Linked DNA regions of Mus musculus: all the other regions are linked to region 2. Evidence: chromatin loops called from intact Hi-C (ENCODE). Cell type or tissue: gastrocnemius. All regions are shown on one strand. Links, peaks and the distances in the headings refer to the core of each region. The heading gives the core; the rest is flanking DNA.

Evidence for each region. A loop is a pair of places that touch in the nucleus more often than their neighbours do. Peaks named below come from ENCODE experiments on the same cell type or tissue, not always from the same donor. Only the 100,000 strongest peaks of a DNase experiment are listed, where the experiment ranks them.
Region 1: it touches region 2 in a loop (5-fold over the local background); 3 of 42 quality-filtered maps call a loop at or near these places.
Region 3: a loop joins it to region 2, with 4 times the contacts of the local background. A loop is called at or near these places in 16 of 42 quality-filtered maps.

The regions. Positions count from the first base shown.
Region 1 is chr13:92,524,956-92,535,319 of GRCm38, reverse strand. It overlaps Zfyve16 (zinc finger, FYVE domain containing 16), which reads left to right and starts at 4,510. Exons shown (of 18, transcript NM_173392.4): 1 at 4,510-4,621. In gastrocnemius, for the core only: no CTCF peak of the experiment used is centred there; a DNase peak (open chromatin) is centred at 4,450; H3K4me3 peaks cover 2,265 bases; H3K27ac peaks cover 2,675 bases.
Region 2 is chr13:92,349,911-92,360,030 of GRCm38, reverse strand. Msh3 (mutS homolog 3) reads left to right here and starts at 5,028. Exons shown (of 24, transcript NM_010829.2): 1 at 5,028-5,268; 2 at 6,689-6,806; 3 at 8,580-8,800. The coding sequence starts at 5,131. Dhfr (dihydrofolate reductase) reads right to left here and starts at 5,248. Exons shown (of 6, transcript NM_010049.3): 1 at 4,687-5,248; 2 at 4,332-4,381; 3 at 1,999-2,104. The coding sequence starts at 4,772. It also overlaps the pseudogene Gm19308. In gastrocnemius, for the core only: CTCF peaks have their summits at 2,193 (motif pointing left) and 5,279; DNase peaks (open chromatin) are centred at 4,590, 4,968 and 5,307; H3K4me3 peaks cover 1,852 bases; H3K27ac peaks cover 1,812 bases.
Region 3 is chr13:92,728,475-92,738,838 of GRCm38, reverse strand. No RefSeq gene overlaps it. Among named protein-coding and RNA genes, the nearest start is that of Gm41018, 26 kb to the right of the region's middle. In gastrocnemius, for the core only: a CTCF peak has its summit at 5,297; DNase peaks (open chromatin) are centred at 5,386, 5,757, 6,061, 6,855 and 4 more places; H3K4me3 peaks cover 1,296 bases; H3K27ac peaks cover 998 bases.

The sequences.
Region 1 (10,364 bases), core at 696-8,695, 180 kb before region 2:
CTATCTAAGGATCAAAGTTGATACAAGTAATTTTTCAAAGCAATTATCAAAACCCAAATTTTGCTAAGAAATTTCAGTAAATTTTTTCTTAGATTTCTTTATTTCATTTCATGTGTGTGGGTGTTTGCTTGCATGTGTGTATGTGTACCACATGCATGACTGGTGGAGAGAGGGCAGAAGGCAGCACCGGATAACTTGGAACTGGAGTTACAGTGGTTCTGAGCCACCATGTGGGTGATGGGAACTGAACCCAGGTCCTCTCGGAGAGTAACAAGGACCCTTAACTGCAGAGCCACCTCTCCAGCACCCCACCCCTGCTTTTATAACATTTCATTTTTACTGTAGTTCACCATCACTTGTCTTCTCTTAACCAGTAAAGAAAGTTGCAGAAGGTTTAACTGACTAAAAGTCTGTGTATTATTTTGTATCCTTTTCCGTTGTCTCTCAAATGATTATGCTAGTCCATAAAACAATGGCAGAGTGGGTTGTAAACTTCCTTTAGTGTTAAAGCCATCCATCAGTCATGTTGGTAATCTCTGTGACTTCTATAACAATGTGCTGTGCATAGAGAAAATACTGAGAGCAAATAAGAGTGATACAAAGTACAATTGCACTTGTATAGGAAAGGCCTTTAAATTCTCAGTAGCATGTGTGTTTTCCTTATTGTTCTGGAGGACACAAGTAAACAAAGCTGTCAGTCTTAAACTTAATATGCTATAGAACAGATTGACTGGGCAAACATATCCGCATATTACAAAACAATTGATGTCACAAAGTAACATTGCTATAGGTTTTTCTTTTAATTTATTGTTAACAAAGTAATATGCAACCAGTAATCTTAGCACTTTGGAGGCTGAGGCAGAAGTATGAAGTTAGTCTAGACAATAGGGTACAACCTTGTCAAAACAAACAAATCAACCATAAATAGATAAGAGCATTGTAGGATTTTGCAATGAGTCTGACTTCGATAGGAAATATAGTGTGATTATGGTATACAAGCAAGTATTGATGTCCAAAGCATAGATTTTTTTTTTTAAAAAAATAAGATTTATCAACAAATCCTCATGTGATTCTTACTCATTTGTCATTGATTTCAAAATGCACTCAAAGAAATTTTGGGCGTTTGAACTGTCTTTAAGTGTCACAACTGTCCTGCAAGAACTGAAGAAAAGCAGTTTTCTCAACAGCTGATGCTAAATCCTAGCACTTGTGTAAAGAGAAACGGGTTGTTTGCAGGAAGTGTGCCCTTCAATGCATTGTTCAGAGAAAGCCCTCTGCAAATATGTGCTGTTGAGCTTTGGCAGGCACTCTCAACACCAGGGAGGGTTCCAGAACTCTAGGCTTGTTCACAGTTGAGCAAGACTGTTTATCTTAGGAAATGCTTGTATCAGTTAATAGATCAGAGCTAAAATGCAGTAGGTGGTAAATAAATGACACCTATTTGTAAAGCATTCTTGATAGTAAGCAACTGTGTGTGTGTGTGTGTGTGTGTGTGTGTGTGTGTGTGTGTGTGTGTGTGTATGTGCATGCTCGGGCTCTTGCGCACACACATAGGTGTGAAACACTGTTCTCTGTATGCTCTGTAAACAGCCATTGTAGACATCTCTCTCCTTAATTGCTTGTGTATTGCTGCTTGGTACAAAGTTTAATTTGCACTGGTGAAGAGATTCTCTGAACTCAGATTTGTGCTTGTTGTCACCAGAGGAAAAGGGAGTAAGCCAGGTTGGGCAGTGGTGGAGCAGGGCTTTAACCTCAGCAATCAGAAGGCAGAGGCAGGCAGATCTCTCAGTTCATTGGCAACCTGGTCTACACAGTGAGTTCCAGGACAGCTGCCAAGGTTACACACACACACACACACACACACACACACACACACACACCATCTCAAAAAACAAAAGAATAGCAAAAAAACAAAAGAACAATATCAATATCACACACACACACACACACACACACACACACTCACACAGCAAACCAAAAAAAAAAAAAAAAAAAAAAAGAAAGAAAGAAAGGAAGAAAGAAAGAAAGAAAGAGGGACCTGGAATTGAAAGCATTGGTTTTAAACCACTTGCTAGTTAAATTAACCTTGGCACTATTGCTATTTTAGATCAGGTCTGGAGAAACAAACAACAAAAAGAACCAGAACTAAGACATCTAGGTCTTTCTAAGGCACCAGCCACATAGAAAAGCTGTCAAGAGTTGTTCTATGTTAACAAAATCAGCTTTTAAAAGAGTTTTTCTTTTATGAGTGTTTTGCCTGCTGTATGTCTCTGCAGCTTGTGTGCCCATGGTGTTGGATCCCCTCACTATTTGTTATGTGCTGCCTTGTAAGTTCTGAGCCTTGAACCTGGATCCTCTGAAAGAGCTACTACGTGATGAGCCACCTCTCCAGCCCCAGAAAGTCCATTTTAAAATATGCCTGAAGGCTATTGATATGCCACAGTCATAGAGCACTGGTATACTGTCTTAGTTATGGCTTTGTTGCTGTGAAAGACACCATGACCACGGCAACTCTTATAGAGACAACATTTAATTGGGGCTGGCTTACAGGTTCAGAGATTCAGTCCATTAACATTAAGGCAGGGACATGGCAGCATCTAGGCAGAAGTGATGCAGGCGGAGCTGAGAGTTCTACATCTTCATCTGAAGGCTGCTAGTGGAAGACTGACTTCTAGGCAGCTAGATTGAGGATGTTAAATGCCCACACTCACATTGACACACCTACTCCAGCAAGGCCACACCTACTCCAATAGGGCCAAACTTTCTAATCGTGCCACTCCCTGAGCTGAGCATACACAAACCATAAAACATACCAACATGAATAGAATCCAACAATTCATGAAAAGGACTGAGCCAATAGGATCATCAGTGATTCAATTGTGCTATGTGGATATCTCAGGTTACACATTATTCGTATCATACTCTTACTAAGAGAGTGTCTAGCTTTCAGTAACAAAGCTAATGAGTGGCAGAACTAGAATTCAAATTCAGGTAGTGAAAAAAGAAGGAGGAAATAGGGGACTGGATTCATAGTTTCAATATCAAGAACATACTTCAAGAATAGGAGTGAGGCAAGAAAGACAGACAGACTGCTCTCCCTCTCAGGTCCCCATTGGTTTCTGTCTTTCCTTCTGGAAGTTCTGTCTTTACCTTGCTTCTCCTTACAGGTGTTCCTGGGGAGGGAATTTGGGCTACTGTACCTGGCTACTAAGCAGGTTCTTTCAAAAGTCCTACTTTATATGTGAATTTGTGTTAACTTATATCCACACCAGGATATGAGAGTATCCACACTATTCTCACCAATGAATTCATCTATAAATTAAGCAAATTGGTAAAACAGATTTATGGAGAATACACTGTTTCTGCTATATTAAGTTTGAACATCAATAAAATGTGGTAGACATGCTATTTTGTGAACTGATTTGCATATACTTTAAAATGTTGTTTTGTTCATTTAAAATAACTCTTATTTGTCCTTACATTGTACTATATACTTTTGCCCCTAATTTGTATGCACAAGCCACTGCTTCTGAATTGAGGTTCCAAAAAGACGACGGCCCCATTTTATCTGTGACAGTGTCCAACGTATAAAAGTGAAAATACACACTGTACTTTGTAGAATTATTCTTATATTTTTGGTTGTGAGACTAGCCTTTAACGGCTGAGCCATCTCTCCAGCCCTTGTGGAATTATTCTTAAGATTAATTAGCTAATGTAAGCGAAGCATCTCTTTTGCATTGTCTGTCAAAGAACAGGCCAGTCACCTTACACAACCAAAAGTTTTGCTCTTGGCAAAAATCAGAGTTTAGAAGGGGAACCAGAAGTAGAGATGCAGAATCTCTGAAAGATAAACTACAGTTGCCAATTACTGAATTGAGGACCTGAGCTCTGACTGTGAAGTCTCTTGAGTACAAATCACAGCAGCGATAACGCTTGTAATCTCTCGAAAGCCTAGGCGAGCCAGCAGTCCCCAAGCTGGTCCGGATACTAATTTTCTCTTCGCTCTCTTTGAATTTTAGAAAACTCGTGGTGAAAATGCGAAGGCCGAAGCAGAGAGCGCGCGCGAGGCATCGGGCATCTCCTTCCGAGAGGGTAGCTGGCTTCTGGTTTTAGACAGCAGCCGCTCTGGAGGCTACAGAGGGTTGGAAATGCAGAAGTACAGCCAGAAGTGCAGGGCGGCGTCGGCCAATCCGCTCACCCAAGGACCGGCATTTAGGAGCTGCCCGGAGGTGAGATACAGTGTCGGCCGCTGGATTTGGCTGGTGCAAACCGGAGTGCCGGGTCAGCTGAGCTGTGGCACTAGTCACCTCCTGAGGCCAGCAGAAGAGCGTCCTTGGAACAGCGTCCGAGCGCAGGATCCCAACGGAGTCGCCTGGCCACTTCCGGCGCGCCCGCGTGGACTGGCTCGGACCCGAGCAGCGCGCATGCGCATAGATCAAGCCTCCCGGAGGGGGCGTGGCAGCGGGAAGCATTCTCTGCGCCTGCGCCCTTCTCTGCTAGGTCGGCTGGGGACGAGCTCTAGGCTGGCGTCGCGCTGTCCTGGGTGTCGTGGCCGGGTTACTCTTCACGCCTCACTGCGGCGTCGCGTCGAGTCCCCGAGAGCTCGGCGGGGTGTGGGGAGGTAAGAGCCTCGGAGCCGCCACCGGCCTCTCCTCAGCGTACTGCGGGCGGAGGGGCGGGGCGGCCTCGGACTCGCTAGGCTGCGACGGCCCGGCCTCGCCTTCCTCCGGGACCCGCCTGCCACCCTGGGCTCTGTGCGGCCGAGATACCCGACCCCATCGCGGGCTGGGCTGGGCCGGGTCGGGCCGCACTGGATCCCGCGAGTCCCCGCGGCGCCTGTTGTCGCCGCCTCCTCCGTTTCACTGATGCCTCAGTGTTCGCTCGCTGTCTTTGGTGCCTCTGAAGAGATGACCTTAACTTTTAACAGTTAACCTGTTTGTGCGACCGTGATTGCAATTTGTTACATTCCAGACTCATGTTCTTGGTTAGCCATGTCAGAAAACCAGCCCGTAAATTTAAATATTAACTTCATCTTTTAATTCAAAGAATAAGTTGGTGATGTCATCCGGTTCCGTCACTTACTCGGCTGAGTTTGGCATTTCTCGAGTTGGCAAAAGTTTAGTGGTTTGATCGTGTCTGTCCGATTTTTCACATAACTTCTTTTTTCCCCCTTCTCTTTGATATTAAACTACACATTTAGTGGCAAGCTATTTAAAAATTAGAGGAGGGAATTAGGAATGAGCTAGTCACCATTCCACCGTGCAAAAGTAACCAGCCGCTTACCATTTTGACATTTTTCTTTGTCCTTTTTTTTTTTTTTTTTTTTTTTTTTTGGCCCCTGTTGCATTTTAAACTTAAAATGATAAGAGTGTTGCTCACCTTTCCCATGTTTTTAAAAGCTGTACACATATACCCATTACATTTTTTTACTATACACATAATAATATGAGCAAAAACAATCTTTTGAAGTAGCTACCTTACAAATAAAACTAATTTTTTTGTCCCCAGTCATAATGCCAATTACACATAGTATCCTATATGGTTGAAGATAATGACAATTGAAAAATATTCAAGAAAATGTAATTGTTAATGCAGAATATTTACCATTTTGAAAATTAAAACTCTGGAAATTCTTTTTTTTCTTCACATATTCACTTAAAAATAGTCATACAATGAAGCAAATACTTTATTATATTAAAAAATCTTGGTTGTTTTTAAATTCTAATTCTAATGTACATTGAACATTTTCTTCATGATCATATTACTGTCTTTCACAATTTTATACCCCTTACAGTCTAGTGTCCAACTGCCTTCTAATATATTTTTATTATTTTTATATTGTTAGAATATTTTATATCATTTTTAAGGAAAATAATAAAATTATCTCCTTTTCTCTTTTTAAGTAAAATGTAGAGAGACATAATTTAGCTTTGAAAGGCTTACATAATCCCTACACTAGATTTAGTTTAGTACTTGTTCCTCCGTATTTTCCCCCTTGCTAATACTATTTTAACAATTTTTGTGGAAAATGGATTTATGTTGTACAGAGTTTTGTGATTTTCTTTCTTTCAGCGTTGTGTATTGGATAGTTCTACAGAAGTATGTGTAACCCAGGTCATAGCTTTATGCACACAGGTTTAGGGATCATTAGTTGTTTCATGTCAGGCTTCTATATTCTTCTGTATCTTTTCCTAGGTCGCTTCCATTCACAGTGGTGCATTACTGATTTACAAATCTTTATCTCAGAATCCTCTCTGTATTCCAGGTTCTTACATTCAACAGTGTCTTGGACATCTTCCCCGGGATGTTCTCAAGGTACTTCAGGCAGTAGTCCAGAAGGTGTTTTCCTTCTTCCTGCTCCTCTTGAGTTGCCTGTGATGGTCAATGCATTGCTATTGGTTTCCCCAGTCACCCAGCGTGGGGATCTGTTGGTAATGCCAGCCTTCCCCTTTGTTTCCGTCTCCAAGAGACTACTACTGTACAGATAAGAGCTACTTATCTGTTTCATCTTCACCTTGGTCTCTGTTTATGTCCTCATTGTCTCTCACCTTAGCAATTCTAGAAGTTGTATTTTTGTTTTATTGTTTTATTTTCTTATTAATTGTCCCTGTTGTTACCAACTTTTTAAAACCATGAAGAGACTTTTAAAACCATTTTAAAAGTAAATATTACAAAAATTTGTTTGGAAATCTGAGAGTATTTAAATGGTTAAATTAGTAAAAATATCTCAAATCATTGTCGGGCTGGCATGAGGGCTTAATGGGTAAAGGAGCCTTGCAGCCAAAGCCTGACAGCCTGAAGAGTTAGACCCCTTCCATGCATGATGGAGGACAGAATTAGCTTCTGGAAGGCCTCTTCTGGCAGCCATATCCACACAAGTAAATACATAGAAGTCACTGAATAAAGCTCACTCTGATATACATGAGATTAAAAACAAATCTTATCAACACTTATCCACACAAACATTAAATAGAGACTGCGTCATACATTGTGTTTGTTTCTTCAATGTATAATAGATTACTGGCCACAAAGTACAGTCTGTTTAGTTTAAATGAGAAAATCCACAGCTTAGTAGTAGTTCATGTTAAAGAGTTTCAATGGAAAGTATTTGCATTGTCCTACTTTTTACAGATTGCTGAATTGTGGTGTTTCCTGTATTTTGGGCACTTCAAATGATATGCTTACTGGTGTGTTGTTATGTTGAGACACTCTGCAAATAGATGTTCTTTAATGGAATCTTTGATTTGTTTTTAAAATCCTCTGACTTTCGCTAGTGAAAACTGTTTTGAGAACTTGTCTTAGTCAGGGTTTCTATTCTTGGACAAACATCATGACCAAGAAGCAAGTTGGGGAGGAAAGCGTTTATTCAGCTTACACTTCCATACTGCTGCTCATCACCAAAGGATGTCAGGACTGGAACTCAAGCAGGTCAGGAAGCAGTAGCTGATGCAGAGGCCATGGAGGGATGTTCCTTACTGGCTTGCTTCCCCTGGCTTGCTCAGCCTGCTCTCTTATAGAACCAAGACTACCAGCCCAGAGATGGCACCACCCACAAGGGGACCTTTCCCCCTTGATCACTAATTGAGAAAATGCCTTACAGTTGGATCTCATGGAGGCACTTCCCCAACTGAAGCTTCTTTCTCTGTGATAACTCCAGCCTGTGTCAAGTTGACACACTACTAGCCAGTACAGAACTTTTGTTGGGTTTTTTGTTTTGTTTTTGTTTTTGTTTTTTATTTTTCAAGACAGGGTTTTTCTGTGTAGACCTGGCTGTCCTGGAACTTGTTTTGTAGACCAGGTTGGCTTCAAACTCAGAGATCCATCTGCCTCTGCCTCCCAAGTGCTAGGATTAAAGGTACATGCTACCACTACCTGATGATAGATCTTTTATGCATTCTATATTCAAAGTTCTTTACTCTTTTTTTTAATTAATTTATTTATTTTATGTAAGTACACTGTAGCTGTCTTCAGACACCCCAGAAGAGGGCATCAGATCTCATACGGATGGTTGTGAGCCACCGTGTGGTTGCTGGGACTTGAACTCAGGACCTCTGGAAAACAGTCAGTGCTCTTAACCGCTGAGCCATCTCTCCAGCCCTTTACTCTTTTAAATATGTATGTACTTATTCATTTACTGGTTTTGTGAGACAGTGTCTCACTATATAGTGCTGGCTAGCCTAGAATTTGCTATGTAGGTCAGACTGGTTGGTCTTGAATTTATGATCTTCCTGTCTGTTTCCTGAGTGCTGGGATTACAAGCATATGCCATCACTCCTGGTTTATTTTTTACCATTATATTTAATTTTATTTTTTATTTTTGTCAAAGGGATAACTAGCCTGATGCATATACCTTTAACCCTAGTATTCAAAAGGCAGAGGCAAGCAGATCTCCACAAGTCAAATCTAGCCCGATAGCAAGTTCCAGGCCTACCAGGGCTATATAGTGAGCTCTTTTTGCAAAAAGGGGGTGGGGTAACCATATCATACATAAAGATTAAATGATACTGGAGATTTATAATGAATAACTCAGTTACCCTTTCTTGCTCTTCTTACCCAGACTCTTATGAGTAGACTTCTCATCTTAAGTCTAGGCTTTCTGTTTGAATCGTAGAACACAGAAAATGATTCAGCAACTCTTTCTAAATTCTTCCATAGATGATAGAAATAATACTTTAAATGTCTAGGAGTGAAGTGAATTTGTTACTAGAAGTAGATGTGATCTGTGCCTGTAACAGGAGTACTAGGAAGTAGAGGCAAGACGGTCAGGAGTTCAAGGTTATCTTTGGGTATATATTGAGTTAAGAACATTCTGGGCTCAGTGAGACTCAGTCAAAATCCAAGCAAATAACAACTTTAAAAAAAGATATAATACAATGCATAAATAAATGCCTCATAAGGTGGATCGTAGCCACAACCTCAGTATTCTTTAGTTTTCAGTTTACTTCTATTTCTAATTTGGGATTAGAAATTCTAAATTGAATTGTTTGTTCAGTATACTTTCCCAATTAGAAGTCTAAACTGTTGATTTCAAGTTTTACTTCTTTGTAATAAATACATTTAATCTTGTTAGTGTGTCTTATGAACAGACTTTTTACTGTGTCCCTCAAGCCTCTTGAATTTTTAAGATTTCTCCTGCTGACATTATGATCAGCTGCTGTTCCCCATATGTTCCTTCCCTGCGGTTTTGTGTTCCTGTTTCATAGTTGCATAGATGCTTCTTTCTCTCAGAACGTGCTATGGTGTTTTCTTATTTCCTGCATTGCCTCCTCTTTCATACTCCCTTTATTGCCTTAATATGTGTATTTGTGTACATTTTTGTGTATATGGTATAATGGTAGGAATATTTGACAATGGAAACAAGAGTTAACAGACTTTATTGAATCAGGATGTCATATATTGTTACTGAAAAATACTTCTGAAATGTATCTTGGTTTAATCCAGTTATAATTATAAGCATAATTGTTGTAACTTTGGAAATGACCCTTTCTCTCTGGCTGCTCTATCTTTGGAGTTTAGTTGTTTCCCTAGAATGTGCCTAAAATGTGAATTTCTGTTTATTTTTTATTGTGATATGATGTATTTTTACTCATTGAGTTTTTCATGAATTCTGGAAAAAATTCTTAACGTTGCCTTCAAATGAAGTTTTCTCAGGCTTGTTTCCCCTTTTGGAAGGAGCACTATTCTCGGTCTCGGATTGGACCTCTACATTTCTGTTTTATATCAATCCTCTTTCTCTGTGCTCTTTCTTTGTGCTCTCCACTTCTGTCTCACCTGAGACCTTGGGTCATGCCTCTCAGCCTTACTACTGTATTCCAGGTCTCTCAGCCCTTCCTCCCTCCCTCCCTCCCTTCTTTCCTCCCTCCCTCCCTCTCTCCTTCTCTCCCTCCTCCCTCTCTCCCTCCACTAGTCATTCACCATAGACTGCTAGAAGAATATTGTCTTCCTATATTAATTTATAAGTTGCTTGCTTTGGTTTTTGTTGTTGTTTGTTTGTTTTAAATCTCTTTTAGCTGTCTTTAGATGACTGAGTTTTCTGCAAACATTCAGTTAGTTTTCAGGTTTGACTAGATTCTTCCATATTACCAATGGTGAAACTGATCACTGGATTGCAGTGAATTGACCCAACCCTAACATTTATTTATTGGAATTCTTACCTAAAGAACATTTTCTTAGCAACTATTGTATTATCTGGAAGTGTGTTCTGTAAATAAGTGGAGGATTAATTCTCTCCTCATTTTCCTTAATTCCTTAATTCTCAGAGTAACAGTACCCTAGCAACCCTAGCAACCCTAGCAACCCTCCAGGAGATGGAATGCTTTGGTTTTTGAATTTAATGTTGTTAAGATTTTTGGGTTTTTTAATTT
Region 2 (10,120 bases), core at 2,121-10,120:
TTTTTAACCTATGCCATTGTAGGAGGCATGTGGGAGGAACCCTACATAAGAATCTCTTAGCATGCAGCTATGGGGAGAGCTTTCTCTTCCTCCCAGGGCTGCTCTAACTTCTCATTCCGATGCTTGTCTTGCAGATGTGGTGACATCTATGAGGACTTTGGTTTAAACCACCGAAAGGCCTTCAGGGTAGAGCTCAGACTTCCCAGAGTGACCAGAGCACCCCTGGAAAGTTCTAGCTTGCTCTCCCTGATGTGTGCTCTCCACAGTTTTGGATTCATGTAACTGCACCTCCCATTCGTGAAAGCCAACCCCCTACAATGAAGCTCTTATATAACTATAGCTTCTCTGGGTGCTTCTCTGGGTGGGTCCTGAATAAAACACGTGGGAGTGACATTCTTGACTGCAGTTCAAACAAGCAGTGCCTGGTCCTCTAACATGGTGCATCATTGCTGATGACTACGGATTAAGTTAAGGAAGAATAGTCAATATCCTGAGTCCTAACTTTCCCTTAGATTGTTGTCATCTGCTGATCAAAAAAATCCAAACTAAAACTCCTTTGAGATCCAGGAAGTTATTTTATTAAGTAAAGACTAGTAGCAACAACAATTTCAAAGTCATGGTCAAGGTCAAAGGACCAGATTTGACTTCTAGCTAATCTTATTTACGTACCCTACCACCTCCAGTCCCTTTTAAAAAAAAGTTAGTTTCATTAACCTTTTGTGTGTTTGTCTATAACACTTACATGAGTGTCTGTGCACCATGTGCATGAAAGCATGGAGCCTTGGAAGCCAGAAGAAGGCACTGTACCATCTAGGATTGGAGTTAGAGCCAGTTGTGAGCTGCCACATGGGTGTTGGCAATCCAACTCAGATCCTCTAGAAGAGCAGCTAGTGTTCTTAAACTGCTGAGCTATTTCTTCAGCCCAACCACCTCAGGTTCTTAGGACATTTCCAGTCACAGAGAAGGAATCATCTAGTCAAATGTTACTTTGGAGGAAATGAAATGTCTTGGCAGAAACCAACTGCAGACACTCTTTCTCCTGAAGATTCCTGGGCCATTTTAATACACTGAACTACTTCACCTCTGACACTGTACAAAGAACACACAGTATCTGGGTATTGTAACTAACTAGAGACAATAGAGTACATGACCATGACCAGTCTCTGCAAGTCCTTCATATTTTACTGTGTCTAGAATTGATTCCAAAAATGGGATAGCCACTTCAATTCGCTGAAACTAAAAACATAGGCACTTTTAGATTGTGAAACGAGAAACCAGTTATAAATCTTATAACTGAGAGCTAGGTCTATAGAAAAATGGTTTAAAGGAACCTGCAGAACTGTTTCCATATTTTTTTCTAATTCTTAAGGTGATAAAATCAAGCACTTAAAGGAACAGAATTAAGTTGCCCCATAGTGTAAGTGGCCACTCAGTTTCTATTGTTGTAGTAGGTAGTGTGGTTCAGTGGCTTAAGCAGATGATAGCGTCTAAGTCTCTTAAGTATGTTGGGTAAGTTCTGACAGTACCAACTGGTTTGGACAGTGAGTGAGTCATTTATAAGGCACTGGGAGGATAACACTGTAAAGTATCTGTTGTGCAAGTATGAGGACCCAAGTTTGATCCCCAGCACCTGGTTCAAAAACGATGACTGGCTTGGTGTTATGCACCCATAATTCTCTCTGTGGATCAGCAGAGACAGGATTCCTGGATCTTACTTACTGGTCAGTTAACCCAGACTAATAGGTGAATACAGACCCCAGCGAGAGACCCCATCTCAACAAAACAAGGTGGACAGACCCTCAGGAAGGACACAGAAGAGCAACATTCAGGTTTGTTTGCATGGATACATGCATGCGTACCTGCCTACATACTCGTGCACGCACACACACACGCACACACACACACAGGTGTTCATTCTGCCTTATCCTGTTATGTACTGATTTGTGCCCTGGGAAACAGATCACTTTTCTTGTAATGAGCTCATGTTATAACACTTACTTGAGTTCTCTACTGAGAACTATATTAATTCTGTCCTTTAAAGGTCGATTCTTCTCAGGAATGGAGAACCAGGTTTTCCTACCCATAATCACCAGATTCTGTTTACCTATAATACCAAGCAGAAAAGATTATCAGAAAATACACATATATTGTCAGTGACATACATAGGCAAGACGATTGTCATAGTGACATCTAGTGGGCATCCTTTAGAAAAATTAAGACAAACAGCTTTACCTAAAATTCAGATTTAGTTCTCATTAACTAAATATAGTTCAATTTTTCAGTTTGGCTCATGCAGTTCATATCTTTTACTTAGGTTTTAATCCATTGCAACCATGCATAATTTCAGTCCACAGGGCTCAGGTTGACTGGATTTTGTAATTCACTTGATATCCTTACATGCTTTATTAGTGTCTAAAGTGGAGAACAGGTTCTAATCCTGGAATTCTTGAGATTGAATGTGTTCACCATCTTAAACTACTTGTCTCTGATTCATCTATCCCAGAGAAATAATACCTATCTCTATGTATATTTAAGATCATCTCTACCTATCTATATTCAGAGGTCAGGGACCTTTGCAGAAGACAGGGGCAGAAAACATGTAAGAGTTGGTAGAAGGGGAAGAGAGCTGTGAAAGGCTGACTTTCGGCCACGACAGGGCTCACATATGTATGCATCAGTTCTCATCTGGCTCCTGCACAAGATCAAGCCAGGCAAAATTCAAGTATGGAGGAGGGTTCCTGAGGCCCCTCCAGTAGGTATTGGTGTTGATGGCTGCTGGGAGATGGAGAGCCCATCTTCTGGTCTGGACTGATTGTAGATTGCTCACATCCTAGTCAATGGCCACACACAGGGTTATTAATAACAAGTAGAACATGACTTAGGGAAGGAGAAGGGGACTCAGGGGGAGTGAGAAGGTAAATGGATACAACCAACATAAACTGGGTAAAAATATAAAGCTTTTATATTTTTGTGTAACCCATATGCACAGGCCAGGCAGTGTGACTGGGTGTCTTTATCTATCTTCTTGAGACAAGTTTTCTCACTGAACCTGGAGCCCACAAATTGGCTACAGAGCAAGCCCCAGAGATCTTTCTGTCTGTGCCTCCCTAATGCTGGTATTACAAATGTGCCACTGTGTCCAGCTTTTTATTCGGGTAGTAGGATTTGAACTCAGAGTAGACTGTGTTAAGATGGCATCTGCAGCTCTTCTTTGGCACTGCCTACAAGGTGGCTGCCATCTGTTTTGCTGCATCATGGCTGTTCGCCGGCCTCTGGTGAAGCCCAAGATCATCAAAAAGAGGACCAAGAAGTTCATCAGACACCAGTCAGACTGATACGTGAAAATTAAGGGAAACTGGAAACCCAGAGGCACTGACAGCGGGGTACAGAGAAGATTCAAGGGCCAGATCCTGATGACCAACATTGGTTACAGGAACAACAAGAAAGCCAAGCACATGCTGCCTAGCGGCTCTAGAACTTTCTGGTCCACAATGGCAAGGAGCTGGAGGTGCAGCTGATGTGTAACAAATCTTGCTGTGCTGAGATTGCTCACAGTGTGCCCTCTAAGAACTGAGGAGTCATCGTAGAAAGAGCAGCACAGCTGGCCATCAGACTCATTAATCCCAACGCCAGGCTACTCAGTAGAGAACATGAATAGGTGGCTTGTGTGCATGTTTTGTGCCACGCCCCCAAGATGGCATTTGTCAACCTGTCTACACAGTGACCTACTATGTTCTCTACTAATGTTCAACATCTACACTGCTGACTTCTTTTTCCCATCAGCTCTGCCCTCCTCTCCTACAATGATAAGCAATAAGCAAACATGTCTGTTAGGAAGAATTACAGCGAATGTCCTTACAATCACAAGTAATGGGAAACTGCCTTATAATTATTGCACACCACTCCCCATTCTTTTAAAGTCAGTCACCCAGACTGCCTCACTGAAGACCACAGCCTTCATCCCACCGTGTCTTCCTAAAGCCAACAGATTTAAATTATTTTTAGCCTCTTCTCCCCTGCATTTTTCTCCATTTACTCAAGTCTTCTGTCTTTCAGTAACAATTCTAAATACCGGCTCAGGTCTCTATTCAAAGTGCTAAATTTTGCTGCCGATTCTGCCCAGTTATATTCGAGCTATATGCACTTGCTAACAAAATTTCAAACATAGAGTATTCTAAGAGGATGTTTAATAAAATCTGGGAATCGCACAAAAATTTCTAGCAAGAAACAGAGATCCCAGATTCCCAGGGGAGACTTTCTACTCATACCTCTACCATGTAAATCTTGCTTCAAGCAAACATAATTCTCATGACTTAATTACTCTACATTACCTTCCACTGAAGAGGTTGTGGTCATTCTTTGGAAGTACTTGAACTCGTTCCTGAAAGTTAGAGAAACAGTTAACCCGTCATGTATGCTCAGGCTCCATTCAGCGACGAAAGGTGCAAGTCCGGTGTGGGTGTGGGGGGTGGTGTTGCTGCCCGCTCAAGGACAGGACTTTGCTCCCGGCCAGGGAGCCTGTGAGCAAAGGCTGGCACAGCAGGGGGATCACCGCGGGAACCGGTAGCTTGGTCTCTGGCTGAGGCCGGTAGGCCTACCGCTCACGCCCGTCCCGCGCGTCCAAGCCAAGTGCATGACCCTACTCAGTGAACCGCCTCAGTTTCCCGAGCCCAGCCCGGCCAATACCTGAGCGGAGGCCAGGGTAGGTCTCCGTTCTTGCCAATCCCCATATTTTGGGACACGGCGACGATGCAGTTCAATGGTCGAACCATGATGGCAGCGGGGATAAAATCCTACCAGCCTTCACGCTAGGATTGCCGTCAAGTTTGGCGCGAAATCGCAGCCCTGAGCTGTGTACCACTTGCGCAGCTTAGGCCCCGCCCCCACCAAGGCCCGCCGCGCATCCTATTTGTGCAGCTAAGGCTCCGCCCCTACCAAGGCCCGCCGCGCATCCTATTTGTGCAGCTAAGGCCCCGCCCCCACCAAGGCCCGCCGCGCATTCTATTTGTGTAGCTAAGGCTCCGCCCCCAAGGCCGGTCCCGCACAGGTTGAGGCGTGCGCGCGCGCAGGCGCGAGAAAGTGCGGCCGCGCGCTCGCGCTCCTAGCAGGCCGGCTCTTCTGCACACTGCAATGCCCCGCGGGAAATCCGCGTCGGGAGGCTCTACTGCCGCCGGCCCAGGCCCGGGGAGGCAAACGGTTCTAAGCCGGTTCTTCAGGTCTGCGGGAAGCCTAAGATCCAGCGCGTCCTCCACGGAGCCAGCAGAGAAGGTAAAGTACGGCTCCGCGGCGCCCCTAGCGTCCACCTAGGCGAAGGCCGTCCCGGGCGGGTTCTGTCTGGGACGGGGCGGAGCTAGAGGGCGGGGTGGGGCCGGACCGCTAGGGGCGGGGTCAGGGTGGGGCGGGTGCGTAGCCGTCGTGGCCGGAAGCGGAGGCCTTATGGAGAGCTTATTAATGGTGGGTAGGGCTAAGGGGCGGGGCCAGGGAAGGCTTAAGGTGGCGGCTTCTTCTGGTCCTTGTTTTAGTTGACTTTTTTACCCGACCAGCGGTAATAGATTTGAGGTCTTGGTGCTTCCAGTCGGTAGCCGGAACCCGAGCCAGAAACTTCTATCGTGGTGAATGGCGAGGACTGGCCGGCCGGCCCAGGATGCGTTTTTTAACCTCTGTTCTTCATTCTTTCCTTTACATTTTCCCTACTGTATTGATGGTTGAAGAGGAGCTTTATTTACATATGCTTGCTTGGCTGACTAGAAGAAAGCTGTCATTAAGGCTAGTTTCTCAGAATTCAAAACCATGTGCTCTGTCTTTCTGATCCCCGTGCCAGAATATCGTTTTACTGTACAGATTTCCAGTGTAAGCATTTAGATGGATGAAGTTTCTGTACATGCTTATAGTTGGCTACTTCCTGTTGCTTGCAGCCCATCAGATAGTTCAAAGCAAAGCAAAGAGAAACAAAACCAAAACCCCATCGTGATACTGCCACAAACACAGGCCCAAGGATGTTTCCCACACTAGCTGGCAATGTGTCACACTTGTTCAGGGTGAGTTAAGGCCTCGGTCATTTCCCAGACTGAAGATGTAGAAGGTGATTGTAACGGGCATCTCCTGTATTTTACTGCAGTTGCAAATCAGTTTAAGAATCTTAACCCATTTCATTTATATTTCTTTCCAATACTGACTAATGCTCTACTCTCTCTTTTTAAGGCTTTTTTTTTATTTCTGTACATTCACTAAGATTCATTTTGCACTCACCACTGAGAGGATATTAGGCAAAAGTTTTAAGTTTTTCATAGATTATCTGCCAACAGATAGTCTCAGGACATCTTTTAATAGTGAATGGAAGCTTTGAAACAGGAAATACATTGGTCGTTTATTACTCCTCTTCCTTCTATAATTTTGCATTTTGAAAATAGATTTTTTAAAATTGATCTTGTAGAAGTATTTTATTTAACATATGAGTAGGAAAGTAGAGAATTCCACATAATTTTAGTAGAATGTGAGGTAATGAGAGACTGTTCCTGCCAGTTTCTGTCTCTGATGGCAAAAACAGTCACCCCCAACAGCCTTTTCAGAGTAAAAAGTAGAGTGGCAGGCAGGAACTTACTATCATTCTGCAGCAAGGTTAAATAACTCCAGAGACTTCAAGCTTTAGAATAGTGTTAATACACCATTTCCAACCTTCCCGATACAGGTGACAGAAGGTGACAGCAGGAAGAGGTCACTGGGAAATGGTGGGCCCACTAAGAAAAAAGCAAGGAAAGTTCCAGAGAAGGAGGAAGAAAACATCTCAGTAGCAGCTCACCACCCTGGTGAGTGCCAGAGACTAAGTATTCTCAGCTGCTGGCTTCCCCAGAAGGCAGAGGGGATCATGGGAGTGCTGAGCTTTGTTTTCCTGTGTAGGGAAGGAGCCCTGCTGCTCCTCAGCTGCTGGTTGAGAGGCTAGGCCCACAGAGGAGCTCAGTTCTCTTAGTAGTTCTTCCAACTTTCTCTTTTGTTCACTATTGCTGTATTTTTTAAAAAGTGTGTATGTGTGTTTTGCGAGTGTGTGTGTGTGTGTGTGTTGTGAGTGTAGATGCCTGCATAGGCACGAGGCATGTAATCCTCTGAGAGCTGGAGTCACAGGTGGTTATCAGCCATCTGATGTGGTTGCTGGCAATTCAGGTTCTCTGATGGAAGGGTGGTATGTGCACTAACCACTGGACAATCTCTCCTGCCATGTTATGTTTTAAATCTTGGTTATAAAGATGAAACATTTGCTAATGATCTATTTATCACATTTATTTGTGTGTGTCATAGTACATAGGTAAAAGAGGTCAGAGGACAATTTGCATGAGTTATTTCTCTCCTTACGTTGTGTGAGTTCTGGCTTTGAACTCAGCTTCTAAGACTTGTTGGTAAGCACTCTTACCTAGGAAGCTCTCTTCCAGTCCCCAATGAGCCTTTGCTGCTGTTGTTGTTGGAGACAGGGTTTCTCTATATAGCCCTGGCTATTCTGTAGACCAGGCTGGCCTCGAACTCAGAAATCCACCTGCCTTTGCCTCTTAAGTGCTGGGAGTAAAGGTGTGCGCCACCTTTCCCTGCCCCAGCGAGCCTTCTTATTATCTATCTTAACTCTTTCATGTTTGACTTCAAGAGCTGTACTGGTGAACAGAGCCTCTTCATGACCTATACCTCTAACCCTGCTCATGACCATCTTGTCTCCTGCATCTACCATTTTGACTTTTTCATCCCTTTTATTTCTGCATCCAGTCAGCTTTGGCTCTTATCATTTTCCTGGGATAGTTTATAACCAGAAATTCTGCATATTACACCTTTCCAGAGAAGTCTCTAGTCCGTGCTGAGTGGGAGAAAGGCTCTCAGAGCTTGAAGGGTGAGAAGAATGTAGGCTCAGTTTACTTTGAATCAGTTCTTTTTATTTCAGAGCTTTCCAGACTCCATGGTGGCCCCATTCTGAGACTTAAGCATTTTGTGTTGCCAATTGAATTGGCTTTTTGCTTTTCTAAGGATTGGGTGTGACTCTTGTGTACTGAATTAGTGACTATACATCAGTTCCCTGTCTAGCTTCATATACCTGGCCTGTCTGTCATTATACGCAAAGAAACAAGAAGCAGAGTTCCACTAGAGTTCTGCTTTTTAAAATTAAAATTGCACTGCTTATTCTTTTATTGTGTGTTTATTGTGTGTGTGTGTGTGTGTGTGTGTGTGCGCGCGCGCGCGCATCTGTGCATGGGAGCCATATATGTGTAGAGGTCAGAGCATAGCTCGAAGGAGTTGGCTTTCTCCCCCCATCTTGTTGTTTCTGGTCATCACAGAACATAGGTCATCAACTTGGTGACACCATTCCTGCAGAGCCATCTTGCCAGCCTCTTTGACTATACTTCTCTGTGGATTTCATCAGTGAATGAAATTATATGTATGCTTAAATGGGTCATCTTTACCTTGAACATGGTGTTCTTTATCACATTATAGCTAGGTGCATTGCTCCAATGGGAATGTCCTTCTGAAAAATTCTATGCAAGTTATGAATTGTCCTAGTGAAGCCAAAATACTATTGGTGTGTTTTTTTCTTCATATTTCCCAAGAGGCAAAGAAATGTCTGAGGCCCAGGATTGTTTTAAAGTCCCTGGAAAAGTTGAAAGAATTCTGCTGTGATTCTGCCCTCCCTCAAAACAGAGTCCAGACAGAAGCTCTTCGGGAGAGACTTGAAGTTCTGCCAAGGTGTACTGATTTTGAAGATATCACTCTGCAACGTGCAAAGAATGCGGTTTTGTCCGAAGATTCCAAATCTCAGGCTAATCAGAAAGTATGTAACTGCTGCGTAGGTGAATAACTAGTCACCTGGGTTCTGAAGTACTTTTCGCTTCTTTGAGGTTACACAGGAAAATAAATGGTTTCCATATCCAGTCATCCTTGCTAGATGAGAGAACATTTGTGTCTTAGCTTTTCTTGCTTCTTTTCAGCATTTAAGAGTTTTACTTTTATTTGGGGGAGAGTAGTTGGTTTTGTATTAAGACACAACACCTACAGGCAGTCCTGCTGTACTGTGTGGGTTAGGAACATTCATGTGGGGTTGCTTCTCATTGGCAGTTTACATATTTTGCATGGGGAATCCCAGTGGGCATCATATACGTGGTTTTTTCAGTTGAAGGCTTGGCAGATACAGTCAGTTCAGAGGTAAAGCAAATGAGTATAGGCTTTATATAGATGGTGACCAGCTCTGCATTGCAACAATGTTGCGAACTCGAAGTAACCAGACAGAAGTTTCCCTGGAAGCCAGGGAACTAAGTGGATGTTATTACAGGCAATAGGCCATTGCTGTTGTATTTTCTTTGAGACAGGGTCTCACATACAACCCTGGCTGCCCTTGAACTAACAGGGACCTATCAACCTCTGTCTTCTAAGTGCTGGGGCTAAGCTAAAGGTGTTGGACACCTTACCTGGATTGATGAGCTGGTGGGGGTCATAGGATGCAAGTGAGTGGTTAAAAGCTACCATATTGTGGGGCAGTCAGTGCAGAGCCAGCAGCACCAGGGCTCGTGACAGGTTTCCTGAATTCACAGTTGAGTTCACTGTGCTGGCTCTAGGGATATAAAAGCATAATAGGTCTGAGAAATATTTCTGTCTTCATAGTTTTAAAAATTGTTTAATATCAATTTGTTAGTATCACACTGATAAATTTTTGGGGGGAGGAAGTCTATCTTATTCCATAAATGTGTACTTTTTCTAAAAATGTAGTTTTTGTGAATGGGAATTAAATTTTATGTTATATAGCATCCTTGGATTTATATAAAACCATAAAAACAAAAGGGAAAAATCTCATAAAAATTAAAGATAATTGTATTCTGATTCAATAAACCACATTTCTCTTGCCACGAGTCTGCACTTCTTCTTTTGGAGGCTTGTTTGTGGACTAATGGCCTTTCTTTTGCTGAGATGAACTGTCTGACAAAATCAGTTTAAGGACAGCTTTATTTTAGCGCACAGTTTGAGGGTCTGGTCCATCAGAGGGAAGGCAGGTGCAGGGCGTGAGACACATCTGCAGTCTTCCCTAGTCAGGAGCAGGTGAGGGCCAGTGCTCCGCTCTCTTCCTCCTGTCATTTAGCATATGGGATGCTGCTGCCGT
Region 3 (10,364 bases), core at 940-8,939, 380 kb before region 2:
TCTAGGCTTTCCTGCTCAGGTAGTCTCCTAGTTAAGGTTGCTGTTGCTATGATGAAACACCCTGACCAAAGCAACATGGGAAGGAAAGGGTTTATTTGTCTTATGCTTCCACGTCATAGTTCATTACTGAAGGAAGCCAGGGCAGGAACCTGGAGGCAGGAGCTGATGCAGAGGCCATGGAAGTGTGCTGCTTAGTAGCTTGCTCTTCATAGCTTGCTCATCCTGCTTCCTTATAGAGCTCAGGGCTACCAACCCAGGAGTGGCACCACCCATAATGGACTGGACCCTCCCCCTTAGACCACTAATTAAGGAGATGCCTGACAACTGGATCTTATGAAGGCACTTCCTCAATTAAGGCTCCCTAAATTTTGATGACTCTAACTTGTGTCAAGGTCACATAAAAATAGCCAGTGCAGGTAGTATGCTCAAGTACCAGAGAAGCACAAGCCCTTGGATGGTCCCCCACAGAACTAAAGAGAGCTGGTTTGTGGGGGGGAACTTTGTGGAAAGTGTTCTACGTGCCTTCAGCATGGTTAACCTCCAGTCGCCCTCAGGAGAATTCCTTCCTCCTCATCCTCTACGTAAGGTTCCTCTATATCCTAAGTAATGAAGTTACCTTCACCGTATTTTGAGACAGGAGTCCATGAGTCCCAAGCTGGTCTTGAACTCACAAGGAACTGAAGATGGGATACACAAAGCAACTCTATCTGATTCCTGCAGCACTGGGGTTCAAACCTAGGGCCTGAGTGCATACCAGGCAGGTACTCTAGCAACTGCGCCTAAAGGAGTTTCAGGCAAATCCTTATCTCAAGGTCTGCTTCTGAGGGAGCTAGTCACAAGTGAATTACTCACCCAGATTTTACTTAAGCCAGACTTGTGGAATCTCAAATTTGAGTTCTCTCTCTCTCTCTCTCTCTCTCTCTCTCTCACACACACACACACACACACACACACACACTTTTCAGCATCTCTCTGAAACAAAGACATCCTTATCTTTAACACAGGCCTTACTGTCCCAACAAAAGCAGCCCATCAGCCAAGTGTAGTGATGTATGCCCACAGCTCCAGGACACAAGAGCTTGAGGCAGAAAGACTGAGTTCCAGGCAATGGCCTGTTTCAAAACAAAACAAACAAACAAACAAAAAAACAATGCACACAGTCTCTTCCACAGGCAAGAGCAGAGAAAGAATAAAGGCACACTTGCTCAGTCTCTTTCTCTACAGTCTAGGACCCCCTCTGCCTAGGGGATTGTACTGCCCACAGTGGGCTGTGTCTAAATAGTTAACATTGGTAGTCAAATCAGCCCCCCACAGGCATGCTCACAGGCCACTTTGATTTAAGCAATCCCTCATAAATTGATACTTAAAACTTAACCATCAAGATGGTATAGCCGTTCGATAAGTAAATGCTAACTGTGGAGTAAGGAAGTGATATCAATACTGGGTCATTCATTTCCTTGCTTAACCCACTCCCCTCACACATAGCCCTGGCCTGCGACCAATGCCTTGTCTTTTTCCTCCTTCTCCTGTACTGTCCCAGTGAAGCAAGGGACAGCAGGCAGCCAGTGTCTGCTCTGCACACCCTACATGAGTGGATGGTGGCAAAGATGATCTGCCCACCCCTACTCGCCCTGATGAGGCCATACTTGGGTGTTCCACCCTATTTTTCTGCACACTGAGGAAAGCTGCCAGGAACAGGCTCTGCAAACAGCCTTCTTACACAGAAGTGCGTTTCCATCTCATCGAGCACAGCTGTCACGCCTGCTGGCTGACTGAGGTCTGCGAGGCTCACCATGTGCCACCTGCCCAGAGGGCAGATACAATTCACAGGCACGCTCAGCTTGCCAAAACCAATCCCTTCCCAGCTCAGAGATCCACTCCCCCCTCACCACTCACAACCCCCCACCGCATGCCCCAGAGCCTTCCCAACAGTTGTCACCTGCTTTACAGACACCTCAAGTGACAGGGAGCTCTCTTCTACCTGAAGTAGGACGTCTTAGACATTTCTAACAGTGGGCATTGTTTCGCTAAACACTTGATAAGTGCCAGGGACTATTAAAGTGCCAGACCTGTGTGATTCCTTTAGTTAGTGAGAGAACTCTGAAACAGCGACTCATGTGCCCATCCCCACTTGACAGGCAGCTCAGAGGATTAATGACCTTCCCTGACTCACACAGGGAGAGAAGAAGTGGGGCAGGCAGTGAGATTTCAGAGCGAGGCTGTCTTCCACCACAGTCTTACTATTGCTACCCCTCTTCTCTAGTTAGAGGTAGGATGGTCTATCAGACCACTTACTCTTTTTAGATCAAATCTTTCTAAGACTGTAATGAAAGCCACGGCCCCTCTCCTGGCTAACGTGCTTATGCTCACAACACTTTGTATACAACCTCAGGAAGTCAACCATCTCAGCTAAGGACCCCAGCTAACACAGGATGGTTTTGCCTTTGCACAAAGGGATTTTAAGGGTCTTTTTTTATGTCTGGGAGTTTTTCAGCGACAAGGAATTAAAACAACTATGGAGACAAGACTCCAAAGCCAAGTGCTGGGCAGCCATCTTCATTTGTTCCCCCCGATGACGTCATTAAGGAATTGCCAGCCCAGTACAGCATTGAAAATGCCAACCCGCTTTTGACCTGATAATTCGGTGTTGGGATTTGTTTTAAGAAATTATTTAAATAAGATGAAATAAAATAAATTATTTAGAGAAAATGAAAATAAAAGCCACACCCCCAAAAAATGTATAGCAAACTTATCTCAGAGAGAGAAGAAAGAGAAGAAAAAGCTAGAAGGAGCAAAGGGACTAAAAGGCCAGCAAAATAACAGGGCACGTAGAATTAAACACATTCACCAATCAGCTTAGCCAAAAGAACTAACATAAACTTAGGAGGTGGACAGATAGGACAAAGAACACACACACAGTAGTGGCAGTCAATTATGAAGTGACAGACTGAGAGTCTCTGGGGACTTGCTAGGCTCTTTTCATACATCTCCCTAAAAGACCAATCAGAGTAAAAGCAGCTCAGAGGAGACAAAGAGATGGATAGAAACACAGACACACACACAAACACACACACACATACACACACAGAGAGACACACACAAGCACCCACACACACAGACACACACATACACACACACACACACAGAACTATAATGTAATACGCTCTGAAAAATGTCAAGTGTACACCTGTATCACAAAAGCAGGAGGCGGCATCTAAGAGAGTAAGTCAGGTAACAATTTTGGAGAATGATGGTAGCCAAAAATAATGCATTCAACAGAAACTATAGAAGATAAAACATAAGCATTCAAGAAATAACAAGCAACCGTGGACAGTAAAACCTGGGAGAGCCATTCAGTGTGAGCAGGGCCCACAAGGACAGACAAGATAGAAGTTACAGCTGAGTTTCAGCATCTGCTTCCAGTCAGGCGGGGAGGTAGACTCGGGGATGAGGGAAGAGGTCTCTGGGGATCGTGGTGCCCCTATGATGGTTAAACATCCAGGTTCTTTCTGTGGTATCAGAAACTAAAACCAGGGCATCTCCATAACTGCATGCATACTAACCAAGGGTCTGCATTCTCAAAAGACAAGCTAATTACATAATATAATTAGCATTATGGTTTTAGCTCTCACCTCAGGCAGGGGCTTTTTAAGAGGATCATGGACTTAAAAGATAGATCTGGTCCAACCCATTTGGAAAGCAAAAAGGGACCACCTTGACACCCATCTCATAAATATTCATAGAAATTTCTTTAAAATCCACAAAGTGGGCTGCTAAGATCCTTTGGGTCCTTCAGCCTCTCTCGAGGATACTTTCCTTTGCTTTGCTAAACAGACTTCTGCTTATACTGTCGCTTGGCAGAATTCTTTCCTCCAAGAAGACAAGAGCTAAGGAGAACCTTCACCAGGTTACAGATACAGAAGGTTCAGTATCATCCTGGTAGGGCCCACAAGGCGATCAGTCCCCAGAACAGAGCTCACCTGGGCCAGGCAAAGTGTCTGTCCCAGAATGGCTGGGCAGAAGTCCCTTGAGTTCCACAAGAAAAGGGCACCGCCTTCTTCTCCAATCACTCTGGTTGTAGCTATGAAAGTAATGGGTGCTGTGATCAATTTGGCCACACTTTTGGACTGGATTTTACCCCATTTTGAATGTGAGTGAGTGAGTGAGTGAGTAAGTGAGTGAGTGGTTCTCTGCTTGTCTATACAAGGGAAAGCCCATTGTCTGCCTGCTCGCCCAGATCCAATTTGATCATTAATGCCAGTAGTTACACCTGTGACTATAACAATCATATTGGAAAGCCTAGAGACACATGCTCACCAACCACACCATGTACAAGCTGGGGCAGGCCTCTGAAGGTAGCACCCCAAGGCTGACACGTGACCAGCACACTGAAGTGCGGGTCGTGAACCTTACTCTGGAGAAATGCCGCAGTGGAGGACCCCAGCCTAGGACCCTGGCTCTAACTCAGGCGCACTTTCTCCTGCTGGTGCCCGCTTCAAAGTGGCAATTCCAAACGGCCTATCATCTGGATCTGTATTTGGCAGCTCTGTGCATTCATTAGACATTTTATCTGGTCCCCTACAGAGAGTCCCAGTACATCAGCTCTCTGAGCTCCTTGAACACGGCAGCCTCTTTATTCCTGCCTGAGCCATTCTGTAGCCAACATCTATCTGCGGCATTATGTGAGGTGCGGTGTGTGGTCTGAGAAGTGATACCGGTCATTAAGATGGAGAAGAGAGAAAGAGTCGTGGTCATCGGTGCCTATGAGAGAAGACCCACGGCTGGGCCTTGGCTCTGGTGAGAAAGACCAACAGCCGGTGCCTGGCATGTCTCCGGGGACCTGGAATGACGTGTGCCTGGGCACAGCTTGCATCTCTGGCCCAAGAACCAGCTGGCACCAATAGAGCAAAGAGAGGGTCCCGAGTTTGTTCAGCCAGCTGGCAACATCCCAGCCCTATCTATCCCTCAACCATCTGGAAAATGGAAATGAGACCTCTGCTTGCTACCGAGTTCCTGGGATTTACTCATGAAGCCCCCACATACCTAGAGGAGGCTGCCCTGGTTTAAACTCTTGCTCGGCCTCTTTTGCTCGAAATAGCGAAAGTGACCCATAAATCGGTGCTCTCTGCCAGCAGCTGTGAGGGTCCTTGCCATTTCTGCTCTCCCACCCCATTGAAGGGAAGCCCCCTGCAGGCTCCTGCTGTGGGCCAGCCTCGTCTCTGAAGCAGAGAGTCCAACATCAGATCCAGCGGCTTTTGACTGGGGCTGAACGTCTGCTAGTATGGGTGCCGCTCCTTGCTCTATGGCGCCCCCTGGCTCTCAGCCAGGTTGCCCTGAATGCATATTCTGACTAGAGACAGGGAGGCAGAGCTTCTGCATGCCCCACATGCTTCCCGATCATGCAGATGTCACTGGTCCAAGTAAGAAGTGCTAGACAGCACAGCGGGAGGAAACTTTAGCCCAAAATGCATTCACATAGAAAGCTGGGCTCCTGGCCTAGCTGCTGGGTTAGAGCCCAGTGTAACGTTCTCTTAGATGTTCCAGACTGTGCAGAAATGGACCAGAAAGCCACGTCACTTGGCCTGCCCATCATTCCTCACGGCAGCAGTGGCACACAGCCTCGGAAACTAGGTGGCATTTAGCTGGGTATTCAAGCCAGACCCAGCAGTTCATCTTCAGTTGGGACTCTGGGATCTGTGGCCGAGGACAGCCCTGTCTAGGAATGTACCTGAAAAACACCACAGTCCTTTCCCTGTGGCTTTGCTAGACTTACCCGCCTCCCTCACCCACTCCAGCTCCAACAGGGTCCGGCCAAGCCTGGGGTGGATTCCTTCTGGTTAATTGCTTTTTTTCCTGGCAGGGTCTCTAAGTTCATGGAATCTGCCTCTTGTCAAAGGCAGAGTGTCAGTTGACCATTGAGCACAGGCTGCAGCTAGTCATGGGCACTCATTTTTCATTAGCAGCTCTCTTTCTTCTCCATACTTACTACGGTCCTACCACTCACTTTAGAATGTTCAGGAAAGTGGTGAAAATAAGACTGAGTCCGACATCAGATCCAGCTCCCTGCCAGCCTGCCCAACCTCCTGGCCTGGCCCAGCTCTCAGACCTGGATCAGTGTCCACCGTTTGGAAAATGACTTTCCGATCTGTGCAGTGTATAGTTGTGATTTGTATTCACGTCTGCACAGGTTCCACCGCCCCTGAAAGTTAATCCTGCAGCCTGCCATGCTGATCTGCACAGCCTTTGCCCGTTGCCTTTGGTACTGGACTGTGAGCTCCCATGACTTTCATCCCAGCGTTCCCAGGACTGACCCTGGACGAGCACACCCTGTGCCGGTTTTTCCAGCTACCCTCTCTGTGCTGCTAAACGGTGTGAATTCAGATACACAATCGATCACTACTCCACTTGATACGAAGTTGACCATCCACAGAAGCTTGCTGTCAAGTGGCCCTGTCTAGGAGTTGTGCACACCGTTTTCAAGTGAATGGGGTAGACACAAAATCCCATCTTATAGAGCAGGAAAATGTCTCTGCAGCTTGCTTCCCTCCATAGGCTGGGGTGGAGGGGTGGAGCCATCCAGTTCCCCATCTGGGTGAGAATTCCTCCCTTTGAGAGGTGTAAACAATGTCTACCCTAGTCCCAATGACAAGGCAAAGATAGATTCTGCCCAAGTTCACCCTGGGGGACCAATGAGCTCATTAGGCTTATTTACAGCGCATGGGTGACATTAAGTCAGCCCATTAGGTCTGTGCCAAGCATGGATGACAACTGCCATGGCTGCTCAGAGAGAGGCTCTCCTATCAGTCTTTCCCAACCTCTAGCGCCTCACTGGATTCCCACCCCTTCCACACGCCCAGCATGACCAGTGTAATGTATTCCAACGGCTGAGAGCGGTAGCCAGACACACAGGTGACAGCCAATGAGCCTCCCCCTCCCTCCTTCCACAAGGTGAATGCCAACAGTTAACAGTTCTAGCTGCAATGACTTTTCAAGCAGGCCTAGCTGAGCTGATGATAACGGCAGCTGTTTTGCTTGGAGGACAGCTTTCTGCTGTGCTTGATGGCCGGACTCCTTTGTTAGTAATCAAGAAGTATACTGCCCTCATCTTCCTTGTATCTACATACCCAATATAATAATAATAATAATAATAATATAATATAATAATAATAATAATAATAAATATGGTTCTCAGCACCAATGTGAGAGTTTTACTGAAATAATTTTCAAGAGACACTTCACCATTGAGCGGGGCTAGGAGGAACTAAGCTGATAAAATATTATGCAGGATCATTGTTGCCTGGTGTGCGTGGTGTTATGAATAGAAAACATCTCCTGTGGGTGTGTTAATGCTTAGTCTTTTGGGGAAGTGCTGGGAACTTGAGGAACTGAGGCGTAGCTGGGAGAAGTTGCAGCAGCCTACCTTTGAAAGTTGTCCCTGTACTTTCTTGTTCTGCCGTCTCTCCCTGCCTCTCTCCATCCCTGTCCCCAACCGAGAATAGCCTTTGCCACCTGCCCCTACCTTCATGATGATTCTTCTCACCAGAATAAACAGATCCAACCATGAAGGACCTCTGAAACCATGGACTAAAATAAATCTTTCCTCCTTGTAACTGCTGTCAGGCATCTGTCCTAGCAATGAACAACTTAACACGCACACAATACTCCAGACCAGGTCTAGCTCAGTCTCCAGCCAAGCACTGAACCATGCTGTGAAACTCCATGGTCCTTTCACTACCCTGAATATATTAAGAGTGTCTACTGTATTCTTATTTTAATTATATGCTCTGAAGCCATCAGCCACCAATTCAATCTCTTCCTCCCAATTTCAGTTTTCAGCATATAGCTGTGCAGGCTGCGGTACCTGTTAAATCGCATTGCAACGACTTGCTGTTGGCCATTTCTTCAAGAAGACTGGGCAGCTGAGTGTAGGACTTGTCCGTTTTCATGGTGCTAGAATTTGGCTTTTAGATGGTGTTTTGTATAACTTTGTTGAAGGAAAGAATGAAAAAAAAAAAAGTCCCAAGATGGGGATGGTTGGGCTGCGGATGGTTTAGGAGATAAAGTGCTTGCCATATATGCATGAAGATAGGAGTTGGGGTCCAGGCATGTGGCTGACTGTAATCCCAGCTCTCAGGAGATAGAGGCGGGGATTACTTCAGGGCAAGTTGGCTAGACAGAGTAACCAGTCTTGACAAGTCCTGAGTTTCAGAGAGACCCTGCCACAGAAAATAAAGACTGAGTGACAGAGGAAGAGAGCTGATTACATCTTCTGTCCTCCACCTGTACATGCACACACACACACACACACACACACACACAATTCCTGAGCTTGCTGCATAAAGGACTTTTTTGATCATTTCATTATACATTTGCCTCCTCAAAGGTCTAATGGGGACATTTGGTCAAGTTCATTTCAATGCCAGATAGGTTTATGAGTGCTGGCAAGAGTATTACAAAATGTATCAAGAGAAGCTCATTTATCCTCTACAGGCAAGGACATTTAGAACTCTCGAGTGGCTTTTATTTGAGACTAGATCTCGCTGTCCATGCCTCTGTCTCCACCTTCCAGGCACTGCAGATCGCCAGCATCTACCACACCACCATGCCGGGCTTTCTTCTGTGTCTCCTCAGAATATCTTCCGTGAGAATTCCGCCACTGCTGACAGTGGGGAAAATTACAGAAAGGAAAAGCCTACGGGAAGTCCTGCAGAATTGGTTACAAAGTCGTTGAAAGGGACAGAAGGCATCCATCCCACACACACGTGAAAGAAATCAACATGCTTCCTCTGGGAAACCCGTGCCCAGAAGTCTGGGAGGGTGGACGAACTCGGGGCGGGGCTAGAAGCCTCCACGTTGCTAGTTGAGATGCAGGCCCTTCCTCTTGGCTTCCCTGGCGCTTCTCTCTGTCCTACTTGGAGAAAAGCGAGTTGCATGCACCTTTCTAAATTCTAAAAACAGGCTTTCCTGTCAGAGTTACAGCCAGACGTTTTCCATTCCTTCCTGCCCTGAGAATTTTATCTGGACCCATGTCTGGACCGTTGACAGCTTCTGGGGGAAGAAATAGAAATGAAAATGAAGCCCGCATCCTCTCCTATCACAGGAAGAGAGTGGGACAGACCACTAGTCCAAAGCATCAAGAACCAAAGCAGAGGTTTCACTCTGAATGCCGCACTCACGTCCCTGGGACCTGCACCTTCATCCCCATGCCCGACCACCCTAGGTGGGTAAGGCAGAGGCTGAGAGCCAGGGTCTACTTCTCTTTCTCATGGGACAAGGCTCAGTAACAGAGCCCATCAATAGGTGCTTTACCTGCCCAGAGACTGACAAATCACTCCATTGGCCCCGAGGTAGCCAAAACTAGCTGGTACACCACGGCACACTTCATAGGCCCGATTGGCTTTGGCCTGGGAGCAGGGGATGCTATATCCTAGAGGTACCTGGGCCACTTCCAGCTCTTGTCTCCTGGAATTTGTGAACGCTTTGGAACAATGAGCAAGCTTACTACTAAAAACTCAGTAAAAAAGAAAGCTGGGTGGGCAGAAACTGGGGTGTTACAGGCCGAGGTCCAGAGGGTCTGCTCTGCCACTGACTTATGTGAGTACAGATGCAGACATAGTCTCCCCGAGCCCGTTTCTTTTGTACAGCAGGCTGCTGCTTATGTCTCCCTCAGAGCGGGTTCAGGTAAAATGATCGTCTGGTAGCTAGCCCAGACTAAATGCTGATTGATAGACTCAATGAAGGAAAAGGATGGATCATAACCGGTAATTACCCAAGGGTATCTGACTTTCCAATTTTATCCATCCTAGCTTTTCACTTCCAGTTTCTCCTGTAATGTGCCTTGCAGAACCTCCATAATTTTGTTGGTGTTGCAGTGTTGGGCACCAAATCCAGGGCCCCACCCACCAAGGTCGATTTCTCCCCTACTTTTAGTTTTGTATTTATTTTCTGTCCTGGAGATGATTTTGCATTTATAGAGTCAAGGATGTATTAGTTTTCCTGATGCTGGTGTTAGAAACAAAAAGCAAAATCACTAACACAAACTTGTTAAAAATAATTAATCTCAGTTGGGGGATCCTACCCTGCCTTTTACCATTCACTTCCCAGATAAAAGACATACAACCTGTATATTTATAATAAGCCTTATGCACTACAGCTGGGCAGATATCTACCTTCTGTGAGTATCCACTTCCCTATCAATGACCCTGAGGTATCACTTGCTATGTCCAATCTGAACTGCTATTATTATTATTATTTACATTTCAAATGTTATCCCCCTTTCTGGTTTCCCCTCCAAAAACCTCCTATCCCTCCCCCCCACTCCCCCACCCCCGCTCCCCAAGCCACCCACTCCTACTTCCTGGCCC